Regions from separate parts of the Homo sapiens genome. Here region 2 is linked to region 1. Evidence: chromatin contacts called from ENCODE Hi-C or POLR2A ChIA-PET data. All regions are on one chromosome and are shown on one strand. The core of a region is the stretch at or near the end of the contact, and the rest is flanking DNA. Distances in the headings are between cores, read along the strand shown. Region 1 overlaps INPP5D (inositol polyphosphate-5-phosphatase D). Region 2 overlaps LRRFIP1 (LRR binding FLII interacting protein 1).

Evidence for each region. Hi-C counts contacts between places; a loop is a spot of excess contacts on that map. ChIA-PET counts read pairs that join two places held with the same protein, here RNA polymerase II (POLR2A). Pooled maps may share reads with other maps.
Region 2: a loop to region 1 is called in a map with no recorded cell type, with 13 times the contacts of the local background. The contact joins two enhancer-like sites. A Hi-C loop is called at or near these places in 1 of 168 maps with a recorded cell type or tissue (CD8-positive, alpha-beta T cell), 2 of 37 single-sample maps with no recorded cell type and 9 of 50 pooled maps. POLR2A ChIA-PET finds 5 or more read pairs at or near these places in 2 of 52 experiments (GM12878 and activated T-cell).

The regions. Positions count from the first base shown.
Region 1 is chr2:233,083,442-233,089,295 of GRCh38, forward strand. All of the region lies in intron 2 of INPP5D (inositol polyphosphate-5-phosphatase D), which reads left to right. Among named protein-coding and RNA genes, the nearest start is that of INPP5D, 26 kb to the left of the region's middle. RefSeq lists a silencer at 1,098-1,392 and enhancers at 1,383-1,432, 5,350-5,849. Within about 2 kb of position 3,675, at least 11 of the 41 ENCODE cell types and tissues checked have a DNase peak (open chromatin) inside an H3K27ac peak, as active enhancers do; they include CD8-positive, alpha-beta T cell and GM12878, where a contact is called at or near this core.
Region 2 is chr2:237,698,509-237,704,362 of GRCh38, forward strand. The region is part of intron 1 of LRRFIP1 (LRR binding FLII interacting protein 1); the gene reads left to right. Among named protein-coding and RNA genes, the nearest start is that of LRRFIP1, 74 kb to the left of the region's middle. RefSeq lists enhancers at 1,892-1,941, 1,952-2,001, 4,304-5,184, 5,185-5,854. Within about 2 kb of position 2,328, at least 31 of the 41 ENCODE cell types and tissues checked have a DNase peak (open chromatin) inside an H3K27ac peak, as active enhancers do; they include CD8-positive, alpha-beta T cell and GM12878, where a contact is called at or near this core.

The sequences.
Region 1 (5,854 bases), core at 2,425-4,924:
AGCTTGCACTGCTTTTCCTGGTTGGGGGAGGGTTGGGGCAGTGCTCTGAGCCCTGTGTGAGGCCAGACGAAGGCAGAACGGCTCAGCCCCGCAGGCCTGACTGTCCCACACCAAGAGAGTGGGTTTCTTGTAAAGCCAAAACTCCTTTCTTGACTTGGAAAGGGAAGTGACTCTCCCCTAAGAGAAGCGGTGCCTATCTTGAGCTGCTCGCTGCAGACTGAGCTGGGAGGCTGCTGCTGCCTTTGAAATGGCCCCTCTTTGGGAAAGTAAGGAAGAGTCTGAGGTCCTGCAAGCCGCCCTCATGGGCCAGCTCCAGGGTGGCCAGGGAGGCCTGGAGTGGCCTCAGACGTGTCGCATAAATGGCTGTCTCAAACCTAGGGCCACAGTTGAAGCAAAAGAGGCCCTTCGGCTCCACCCTACAACCTTTTGGCCCTTGCGTCCTTTCTAACATCCTTCCCACCGAGAGGAATAAAGCAGAAAATTAGAACTACCCATAATCCCCTATCACATCAATGTTCTCTGTGAACTTCCTGTCTTTTCTTGAGGTTGAGATTGTATCTAGGATATTGATTGTTTCAGTCAAGATGGGAGCACCCCCAGGTGTTTTTCTGTTTTGTTTTGTTTTGTTTTTGAGACAGGGTCTTGTTCTGTAGACCAGGCTGGAGTGCAGTGGCGCGACCTCGGCTCACTGCAACCTCTGCTCCCAGGCTCAAGCAATTCTCCCACCTCAGTCTCCTGAGTAGCTGAGATTACAGGTGTGCACCACTATGCCCAGCTAAATTTTGTATTTTTCTGTAGAGATAGGGTTTCACTATGTTGCCCAGGCTGGTCTCAAACGCCTGGGCTCAAGTGATCCACCCGCCTCAGCCTCCCAAAGTGTTGGGATTACAGGCGTGAGCCACCATGCCCAGCCACACTCCCAGGTTTTCATGCAAGTTTAGATGAAGAGTTAGAAAATATCTATCTCATAGACCCTTTCATTATTCTTTCCCGATTTGGAAGAAAAAATCCAGTGGTCTGAGCCATTCCGGTGAGTTCTAAAGAAGAGACACTTGTGACTCAAGTCCCTGGTCCCTGACGGTGGCTGTCACGTATCTCCGGGCGACATGGCTTTTGGAGAGGGAAAACAAAACAACTTTCTAAAAGCTGTTCCGTCACAAGCATCCGGGAGGTGAACGGTTGAGCCATTGTTATTAAGCTCAGGAAGCGAGTGGCAGCTGTTATTGTTCTGAGTGGTCACTGAGTGAAGTAAAGATTCCGTCTGAGCCGCCGGGCAAAGGATGTGGCTCTAACACACTTCCTGAAGTTGCACAACAAGGGGCACAGAAAAGGTTCAGGGCATAGAAGCCTAGCACGGCCAGGGCTGCCCTGTGTGGGCTCCACAGCCATGCCAAGGACAATGGGCCCCAAGGGGGTCCGTGCTGGTGGAGGGGTTCCTTTATGCTCTGACACTCACCTTCTAGAAGCCTGCATTTTGAATTGGTTTTTCTGTCTACTGCAGAATATGGACAGATCTATTTTCCAAGCCTCTGAATATCTCAAAACATCTTTAGTTGTCTACACATTCAAGAGTAATTTGATAGATATAAAATTCTTGGAACCAACTGTTCGCTCAAAATCCTGTAAAAGGTACAGCACTACCTTCAAGAATGTAGTGTTACAGGCTGGGTGCAGTGGCTCACTCCTGTAATCCCAGCACTTTGGGAGGCTGAGGCAGGTGGATCACCTGAGGTCAGGAGTTTGGGACTAGCCTGGGCAACATGGTGAAACCCCGTCTCTACTAAAAATGCAAAACTTAGTCGGGTGTGGTGGTGCATGCCCGTAGTCACAGCTACTCCGGAGGCTGAGGTGGGAGGATCGCTTGAACCTGAGAGGCAGAGGCTGCAGCGAGCTGAGGTCTCACCACTGCACTCCAGCTGGGTGACAGAGCAAGACTGTCTCAAAGAAAAAAAAAAAAAAGAATGTAGCGTTATGAATAGTTCCGAGTACAAAATCCAAGGCCAAACTTGTGCTGGTTCCTATAGAGGCGACCCATTTTTTTCTTTTTTTCTACTTTGAAGCCGGTGGGAATTCTTTTCCAGTGTTGTCATTTTCCTTTCATTGATAGTACCTGCAATGTGTTCGGCTTGTTCACTTTGCAAACTCTGTTCTTTGACACAAAAGACCTTTCTTCTGTTAGGTCTTTGAGTAAGTTTTTATTCCAGCTCTTCTGGCATCTTTCTTCTAATCCCCTGAGAAAGCCAAGCCTCCCCCCGTTTTCTAGCCCCCTGGGGTACACATGCCTTTGTGACTGAGCAGCCCCTCCCTCTTGTGTGGCTGCAAGATCCCTAATCCCTTCCCCAGTCTGTCAGAGAATTCTGGAAAGAGTATCCATGCCATTTGTCATCTCTACCTCCAAATGACTGTCTTTATTTTCTCCCCATCCCCACTAGCCATTTTGTCCTTGTTTCTCCATGTTCCAGAGCCTTCTGGTTCACCTTGCCCCAGATCATGGGCCTGTTTCCTGTCTTTGTTACCCAAAGCGGTCTAGAACTAACATCAACATGCACCATGTAGCCGATAAGTTTAGACTGGGGAATGGGATGCAAGTGTAACCAATGAGATGTGAAGAGAAGGGCTTTGTGGGCTTCTAGTAAAGGTCTGTTTGTCTTAAAAACAGACATAGGGATAAGATAGCCTCTTTCTTTCTTTCTTTCTTTCTTTCTTTCTTTCTTTCTTTCTTTCTTTCTTTCTTTCTTTCTTTCTTTCCTTTTTGAGACAGAGTTTCGCTCTTGTTGCCCAGGGTGGAGGGCAATGGCATGATCTCGGCTCACCACAACCTCCGCCTCCTGGGTTCAAGTGATTCTCCTGCCTCAGCCTCCCAAGTAGCTGGGATTACAGGCACCTGCCACCATGCCGGGCTAATTTTTGTATTTTTAGAAGAGATGGGACTTCACTATGTTGGTCAGGCTGGTCTCGAACTCCTGACCTCAGGTAATCTGCTCGCCTTGGCCTCCCAAAGTGCTGGGATTACAGGTGTGAGCCACCGCACCCAGCCAAGATAGCCTCTTTCCTACCTTTGGAAGCTGCCATAGGATGTGATAGCTGGGTCTCTGCTGCTGCCTTGTAACCATGAGGAGAGGTAGCTGGCGAGTGAGGCCAACACACGGAAAGGAGAAGTGAACCTGGGTCCTGGATGATGCCCTTGAATTTGCTGAACAGAATGAAGCAACCTGGGATCTGCCCTCCTCTAGATTTTCTGTTTTGTGAGTTAATTAATTTCTTTTTGCTCAAGTTAGTTGAGTTAGGGTTTTCTAACAGCTAAAAGTGTCCTAACTTACAAAGGTTTAAACTATCCCAGGGGAATTTCAAAGCAGAAAAGTGAAAATTTCAAATTGAATATCGAGTTTCACTGCACCAAATGCCCATGAGCCACGGTCTGACAACACAGTCTCTGGGTCTTCCTTCTCCTTAGCCTGTGTCGTGTTTCTGGGACCTGCTCCAGCCCTGTCCCAGACATTCCTAATGACTTATGTTCCTGTCAGACATCCTTGGGCTCAACATCTCTTTCTCTAACCCTGACCAGAAAAAGCACAAAAATCAATCAGTATTTTAACAATGTCTGTGCACTGGGGAGGCATGATTTCTTGCTTATTGCAGGATGGTTTCGCTTCTCATCTTGACTTTGCCCTTCGAGATCAGCTTCCGGGTCTAATTGTGTCTGTCAGATTTGCAAGAGGCCACTTCGGGTTTGCCAAATAGAAGAAAGTCTTTCTGAGAGGCCTCACTTGATCACCCCAGAAAAATAGTCACCCCACCCTTCACCTGTTGCTCTTTAACCCCTTACCCTCCTTTCTTTTCTTTGTGGCACTTGTGACTACCTGATTTTATATTATATTTATTTATTTATTTATTTTTTTGAGACGGAGTCTCACTCTGTCACCAGGCTGGAGTGCAGTGGCACAATCTCGGCTCAGCTCACTGCAACCCCTGCCTCCCGGGTTGAAGTGATTCTCCTGCCTCAGCCTCCCGAGTAGCTGGGACTACAGGCACATGCCACCACACCCAGCTAATTTTTGTGTTTTTAGTAGAGACAGGGTTTCACCATGTTGCCCAGGATGGTCTCGACCTCTTGACCTTGTGATCTGCCCGCCTCAGCCTCCCAAAGTGCTGGGATTACAGGTGTGAGCCACCATGCCCAGCCCTGAGGTATTTGAAAATATACATTTTTATATTGACTTATTTATCATCTATACTAGAACTATTCCTAGCATGTAGTGAGTGCTTGATAAATACTTATTGAATGAATTAACTCTTCTGCCACCATTAAGAAGATAGAAAGTGCTACAGGTTTCACTTAAAATTATGATTTATCTCACCCTTGCTGTAGTCATCAATCTTAAATTTGTCCTCCACAGGATCCGCCGTTATCTATTGACTTGCTTTTCATGCCTTGGTCAACTTCCTCTGCATTCGAGACGGGTTCTCTTTTCTGGACTCAGTTCTGCTGTAGCTCCCTCCAAAGTGGATCCTCATTTCAGCATTGAATTGAGCTCCTCATTTTTTTTTTCTTGAGACAGTGTCTCGCTCTAGCCCCCATGCTGGAGTGCAATGGCAAGATCTCGGCTCACTGCAAACTCTGCCTCCTGGATTCAAGCGATTCTCCTGCCTCAGCCTTCCAAGTAGCTGGGATTACAGCCATGCACCACCACCCCCGACTAATTTTTTGTATTTTTAGTAGAGACGGAGTTTCATCATGTTGGCCAGGCTGGTCTCAAACTTCTGACCTTGTGATCTGCCCGCCTCAGCCTCCCAAAGTGCTGGGATTACAGGCATGAGCCACCAGCCCCGCCAAGGTTCTCATTTTGTTGCAAGCCTGCCTTGCCTGGCTGATCTTCATGTTTCACTGGCCCTGTTGTCTGTTCATCTTTCTCCTCTTCCTGGGATTTTCACTCCTGGGTCATAAAGGCCTTGCCTTTTGACGTCCACGTGAGGCTGCCGATGCTTCCCGAGATGTCCCGAGACAAGTTCCAGCAGCCACATTTCCAGAGAAGGCTCTTCCTCGGGTCTTCAGGGTGGTGTAATGTCCTAGTTCCCTCGGGGAAGCAGTTTCTTCTCTCAAGCTTCTGTTTCCTCCTCAGAAACAGTGGGAGGCCAGCAGTACTTCTCTCCTGTGGAGATTTTGAGGACTAAAAGAGATGGTTTATGTAAACATGCAGCTCATGTCTGACACGTGACTCCATGGATGACTGTTTTAAAATGGCGAGGACGCACAGAGGCCAGTCAGCTCGCTGACACCAACATGGGGTCACCGGGCAGAGGCCCCGGCCCATGACTGGCCAAGAGCTGGGGACACCAGGCACAGGGGAAGGAGAAAGGGCTGAGACTTTGGGACACAAAAAACTCAGGTGTCCTGGGATTGACAGCAAGGCCATCCAAAGGGGCCTTGGAGAGGAGGACAAGTGCCTGGAAATCCTGACTGCCCGATCGGGGCCCAGGCGCGAGGGTCATGGAGGACAGAGGCACCAAGTAGGGACCCTAGACCCTGTCTGCCTTGGGATCCTCTGAGAACTGAGAACTGTAACAGCATTACAGCCGTATGTCCCGACTATATTCCTTAAGGGTCAGGGGTTGTCCTGTGCCTGCTCACTGGGCATACGTCACTGCTGCTTTGGATAACTGAGGAAGACAGAGGCGGGGTGAGGGCGAGGGTGGATGCCTGGGGTCCCAACCAGGTGACAAGAGAGAGCCTTGAGGACACGGGAGGGACCAGCGGGAGGCCCCACAACTCCCACCTGGGGCCTATCTTGTCATCCCTTTCTGGCCTGGTTGCCTTTTGTTGAGCCCCTGTCAGGAGCTAGGCACTTCATCCGTG
Region 2 (5,854 bases), core at 1,078-3,577, 4.6 Mb after region 1:
CCCCCGAGTGCAGAGGACAGTGTGCTGGCTCCTGGGGCCTGTGGGCCCGGCCAGGAGCAGCCTTGTAAGCTAAAGCCTTCTTTGAAGGTGGCCGTCTTACCGTAAACTTTCATGGTAATTTCAGTCTACTCCATAATTTGTCTGAGTTAATTTTGATGGAAACATAGTGTTTTAAGTAATCAGTTAGGCTTTGATCTCTAACTTTATGCCATCCAAATCTTCATGATGGCCTGAGCACCAGGCACCCAGACCTGTGCTCTGAATTGTGCCGGGGCTGGTTCATACAGTGTGATGGAGAGACGAGAGATCCACACTGGAGTTCTGAAGCTGTGGTTCTCAACCCTGTCTTTTTACAAGTTCCTTAACTTCCTTACTAGCCTGAAATGAAATGCATAGGTGAGAAAGTCAACCAGCGCACATAATTTCGAGTCAATATAACATTTCCTTAAAAAATAAAATACAGGTAGTTTATAGTAACATAATAAGAATTTTGATATAGAAATACTCAAGACCAAGTACACCAGCAGTTGAATGCAGTGATGAGACCTGCACACACCTGTGCCTGGCGTCACAGGGAGGCTGACACAGGTGTGTTGCACTGAGACCCACACACCACCCCTCATGTTGCTGTCTATGACGTGACATTCTACAAAGTTGACTAACTCTCAGGAAAGTTCTGAACAAAGCCAAGTATCATCATCTTCCTTCAATTTCCATGTCGATTGCATTCCTGGAATAGTTCATGTATATTTGAACTGTGTAAAACATATTTTGAGTTTATATGTAAGTTGCAATCAGTTTGTAAATCCAAAAATTAAAAATAGTGGTTTTTCTTTTCTTTTTTTTTTTTTTCTTTTTTTTTGAGATGGAATTTCGCTCTGTCGCCCAGGCTGGAGTGCAATGGTGAGATCTCGGCTCACTACAACCTCCGCCTCCCGGGTTCAAGTGATTCTCCTGCCTCAGCCTCCTGAGTAGCTGGGATTATAGGCATGCGCCACCATGCCCGGCTAATTTTGTATTTTTAGTAGAGATGGGATTTCACTATGTTGGTCAGACTGGTCTTGAACTCCTGACCTCAGATGATCCGCCTGCCTCGGCCTCCCAAAGTGCTGGGATTACAGGCGTGAGCCACCGCACCCGGCCAAAACAGTGGTTTTTCTATCTTCCTGAGCAGTCAAGGGAAAAGTTCTTCCCATCGCAGGCGTGTCTGAATGCGGGATGGTTGGCCGACCTGGCCCTGCCCCCCCGCCCCAATACCCTTAGCTTCTTCCCAATCTTTTTGACATCCCAGTCCCCCCAACATTTCCAAAATGCCCTCTAAGTCAACACTTCCGCCACTGCCAGCTGCCACCCCAGAGTGCCCTGTGCCTGGTAACGATCGTTCTCACAGTCATGGCCGTAGGGAAGGCTCTTTGTGGTTCCTGGGGGACTTCGTGAGATTGCCCACATGAGCATTTCTTTTGGAACTGAGATACAGTGCACATCGCCTCTGGGGGACATGGGGTGGTGGGTACACGGAACCGAGGTGAGCCTCCCTTGCGTTGCGGAGGTGCTAGCCTTGTGCCGTCCGTTCTTGTCCACGTCTGTGCAGGAGAACATCACCCGGCCCACTTGGTTGCTGTGAATAGCAAACTTTAGAGGCCACTGCATCTGAGGGTTGGGGGGTTTGCAGAGAAAACAAAAGTTGGTGGCTGTGGCTACTTCCTATAGCAAAGTGGCTCAGGAAAGGGATCCCGTGTCACAGCCTGGGTACACCACGGCCCCTCCAGGAGCTTGATTCCTTCTTAGCTCAGGGGAAGAATCGCACAAGGACCGAGGCCCCTGCTTGTCTGTGAACAAACTGGCCTTTGTGGCCACTTCAGGCTTCGGCTGCATCATATTCCTGTCACATTCACGTGAGTGAACTTGAATTACATCCTTAACACTTTTCCAAAAAGGTTATAAACTAGACTGGTGATGTATCATGGGGCCTAGAAAAATAATGCTGCTGCTTTTTCACTTCTCTGCTTGACGCTAAAACCTGGAGGCGAAAATGAATGTGTGTAATTAATAGGAGAACTTCCTCCTGTTTGCAGAGTGCTTTACAGCTGGCAAACGGCTTCTCTCCCTGAACAGCCCCGTGGGGCGTCATTTCCATCTGACATCTGAGGAGAGCTGCTGTTCATGGTCCAGTCCTCTGTCCATTGGCCCACTGGGTGTCCCTAATATGCGCTAACAGGCTCCTGGCAAACGGCGGGCATGGCAGCCACGAATCTGCACATGAGCTGTATGCCCTGGGTCTCCCCTGGGCTCTGCGGGGGGAGGTGGGAGCCGCCTCTGGTTCACATGCGGTGCTTTCCAGGCTGCAGGGCCTTCTCAGCCTGGGTGGAAGGAGTGACGTCAGAGTATTTCTCAGGAACTGCCTGCCCTAAAGTTGTGGCTCATAAACCCCTTCCAGCTTCTGTGTAGAATTCTGGACCCCTAGGGTATCACCACAGAGTTTAAAAGCAGAGTAAGAACATTTCCTGTGACTGTAGGGTGAGAGGCCCTGGGATCTGTAATTCTACACTAGGCTGGAATCCCAGAAAAGCTTCAATGCTCAGGAAATGTATGAGCAGTGCCAGGATCCCCTGAAGGAGTGTGGGGCTTTTGAAGCAAGCTGCCCAGCGAGCCTCCCGCAGCACCTGCTGTCCCTTTGCCAGCAGTCAGGGCCCCTGCCCCACCAGTGTTGGTTGTGTTTCTGTTCTTTGAGGAGACCACATGATGATCTTCTGGTAGGAGCCACAAGAAGGATACAAATGCCATTAGAGCTGCTAGAGCCCCAGACGTCACTGGAATTGGGGTTCAGGGTGTTGGGCTGTCCCCACCCTTAGGCAGTACTCCCACTGCCTACAACACCTCCAGCGCAGGCTGAGGCCATGCGAGGATGGAAGCACATGTGGGCTAGGCCAGGAGGGCGTGCGGGAGGGCTCTCCACTCTGCGCTCCGCTGGGGTTTCTCCTTGTGTCCTGGTCAATAACTTCTTCTCTCTCTGGTTCTCCTTGGCCTGAGCCCCCAGCCTGAGCCGGGCTGTCCCTGAGTTCCCTGACCCGGAAGAAGGGACGGCCATTATCTTTGGGTGACTGTCTTCTTATAGCTGGGAATCTCTGGGGCTCTGAGCGGGAGGCCCATGGGGAGCCCTGGAAGAACAGGCATGGGTTAGACTGTTTACCTCACTGCCCTGTGTGCCCTGCCCCGGTAGAAGCCGTTTCTGCTGTGTGGTTCTGTCTAGAACTAGAGCCCCTCAGGGCCCTCTGCATGCCGTGGGGTCCCTTTGCAAAGCACCTCCTAACATGTGCTTTTATCTGTGGCTCGGGATGGGGATGGTGACTTCTTCACGCAGTCTTCTGCAGGCCTCTCCAGCCTGGCTCCCGAGATGTCACGCATGGGTCCATGCAGCCCAGAAAAGACCCTGCAGGGGGAGAAGGGTCACTTTGGTGCCTATCTCCCCAGCTGGCCTGTGGGCTGGGTGCCTGGCAGATGGGGCTCCCAGGGAGGTGCCCCCATAGACTTGGGCTCCACAGCAGGCTGTGGGGCTGGCATTAATGTGGCTGGGAGAGCCTGGCTGTCTTTTTAGCCATTTGTTTCGGAGGCCCTGGGGGTCATACTTGTGCTTCCTCGTGTATTTTTAGATCTCTTATCACCGTACACACCACCTCCCTATCAGAGGGCTGTCATATTCACATATGGTAAAATAAGACGCAACAATAGAACTCGAGTCGTGGTTCGGCTTTCTAGGATTAGGACAAGGAGGCAACTTTGATAGTAAATGGAATCTTTTTTTCCCAGCCATCCCCACCCTCAAAGAGTATCTTGCTGTAAGACCTAGTTCCTGTAAAACTCTGTCTGTGGGGTCCCTGGCCAGGATGGGTGGGATCCCAGGGAAAGGGCCAGGCTGTGTGTTCTGAACAGGAATGGTTCTGGACCAACCATTGTGGGCATTCCTGAGAAGCCAGGGAGCCTGGATCTTGTCAGAGGAGCTCCTCCCTCTGCTCCATCCTAACCCCGCGGGCAGCAGCAGGAACTGAGAGAGGACACGGTGGGGGCAGCGCTGCAAAACCCAGCAGCGGGCCACCTTCCAGCAGCAGAAAGCATGAGTTTTGGTTTTGGGGCTCTTCCATTTCCTTCCTTCTTTTCTTTCTTTTTAAATTTTTGCTCTTTGTTATGAAACAGCAGCCAGACCGAGCTATGCATGTCCTGCTGCACGGCAGGGGCCCTTATCTTGAACGACTCCACATACTGGGCAAGGAGGTGGCAGGGGGAGGGGCTTGTGGGAACCCAGATCTGGGATGGGACTCAGCCAACAGTTTAAAGAGCCCTGTGCCCCCACTACCCAGCCTCAACAATTGTTAGCTTATAGCCGTTTACACCCCACCCAGGTTATTTGAAGACAAGTCAGAGGGAGATAATTTCACTGTACTCCTAAATGTTTTAGTATCTCAGCAAAGATTGTATGGGCAGAGAAAGGAGGCTTCAGGGTGTAGGACCCCAGGAGCAGGCAAGGGCTTGCTCTTTCCCTGTTGGCTCCTGTAGGGTGGGGACAGACCAGCCCCCATGAACCCTAGCGAGGGCCATGCCAAGAAGCCGCTGTTCTAATCTAATCAGTGGAGGATCCAGCAAGCTCGGATGGGAGGGAAAGAATGACTCAACCTGCAGGCCGTCTGGGGTATGCACAGTCTCGTCTCCTGAGTTCTCTGAAGCCCTTTGCAGTTTTTGCTTTGTATCCTAAACTCCACAGGCCCGAACCCTGGCACTGAGCTTGATCCGCTGCAGCCCAGCCCGTTCCTGTCCCCATGCTGGAAGCAGCCTGTCAACTCACTTCCTTGGTTTCCTGTTGCTCTTCCCACCCCATACCTGCTCCCCACATTTCTATCAGAGCCCTGTTTCTAAAACAAAAGTCAGATTCCGCTGTGTTCTTAAAACCCTTCAGTGGTTCTGAATTCTTTCAAGACGAGGTTCCAGATACGGAGGCTGAGGGCGAGGGTCTGCACCCCAGGCGTCTGCACTCCTTGTCACCAGCTCCTGGTCGCAGCCACCCCGGCTCTGCTTGTCCTGTTTCAGGGTCCGGCTTAGGGCTCCTGTCCTGCGGATGCCTTCCCCAGCCCCCCGGGGTTGGGTCAAGTTCTCCAGAGCAGCCCCCGCCCCTGCCACACGTTTCTTCCCCCATGTGGTCCTCATCACATGTACATTGTCACCAGGTGCTTTGCCTGTTTCCCTGGAGACTGGGCACCCAAACCACATTTCAGAAATCCCTCCCACTGTCTCAAGCAGTGCTGAGACAGCATGGCACGTTCACAGCACAGTGCATTCCTGTGGCCTCCCCGGGCCACGGTCAGCCCACAGGCTACTCACAGAAAGTGACAGGCCGTGTTCAGAAGCTCTTCAAGCAGTCTGACGTGGCTGTGGCCCGTCATGAGATTTTATATTTTACAAAAGTGTCAGTCGATAAAGGATTTGTCCTGCGCCACCGGAGCACTGGCCTGAGGTGCCCTGATCCCCGAGAACCCCTGCCTGCACAGTCAGCGCTCTCCCCAATGTCTGCCATCTGCCGTGCCCTGTCAGGCTGCTGTGCCATTCTTCGCAGTGTCTCTGGGGAAGAATTTTGTCGAAACTCTGCAGATGTTCTTTTTTTTTTTTTTTTTTCAAGGCAGAGTCTCGCTCTGTTGCCCAGGCTGGAGTGCAGTGGTGCAATCTTGGCTCACCGCAACCTCCACCTCCCAGGTTCACGTAATTCTTCTGCCTCAGCCTCCCGAGTAGCTGGGATTACAGGTGCCCACCACCACGCCCAGCTAATTTTTTGTATTTTTAGTAGAGACAGGGTTTCACCATGTTGGCC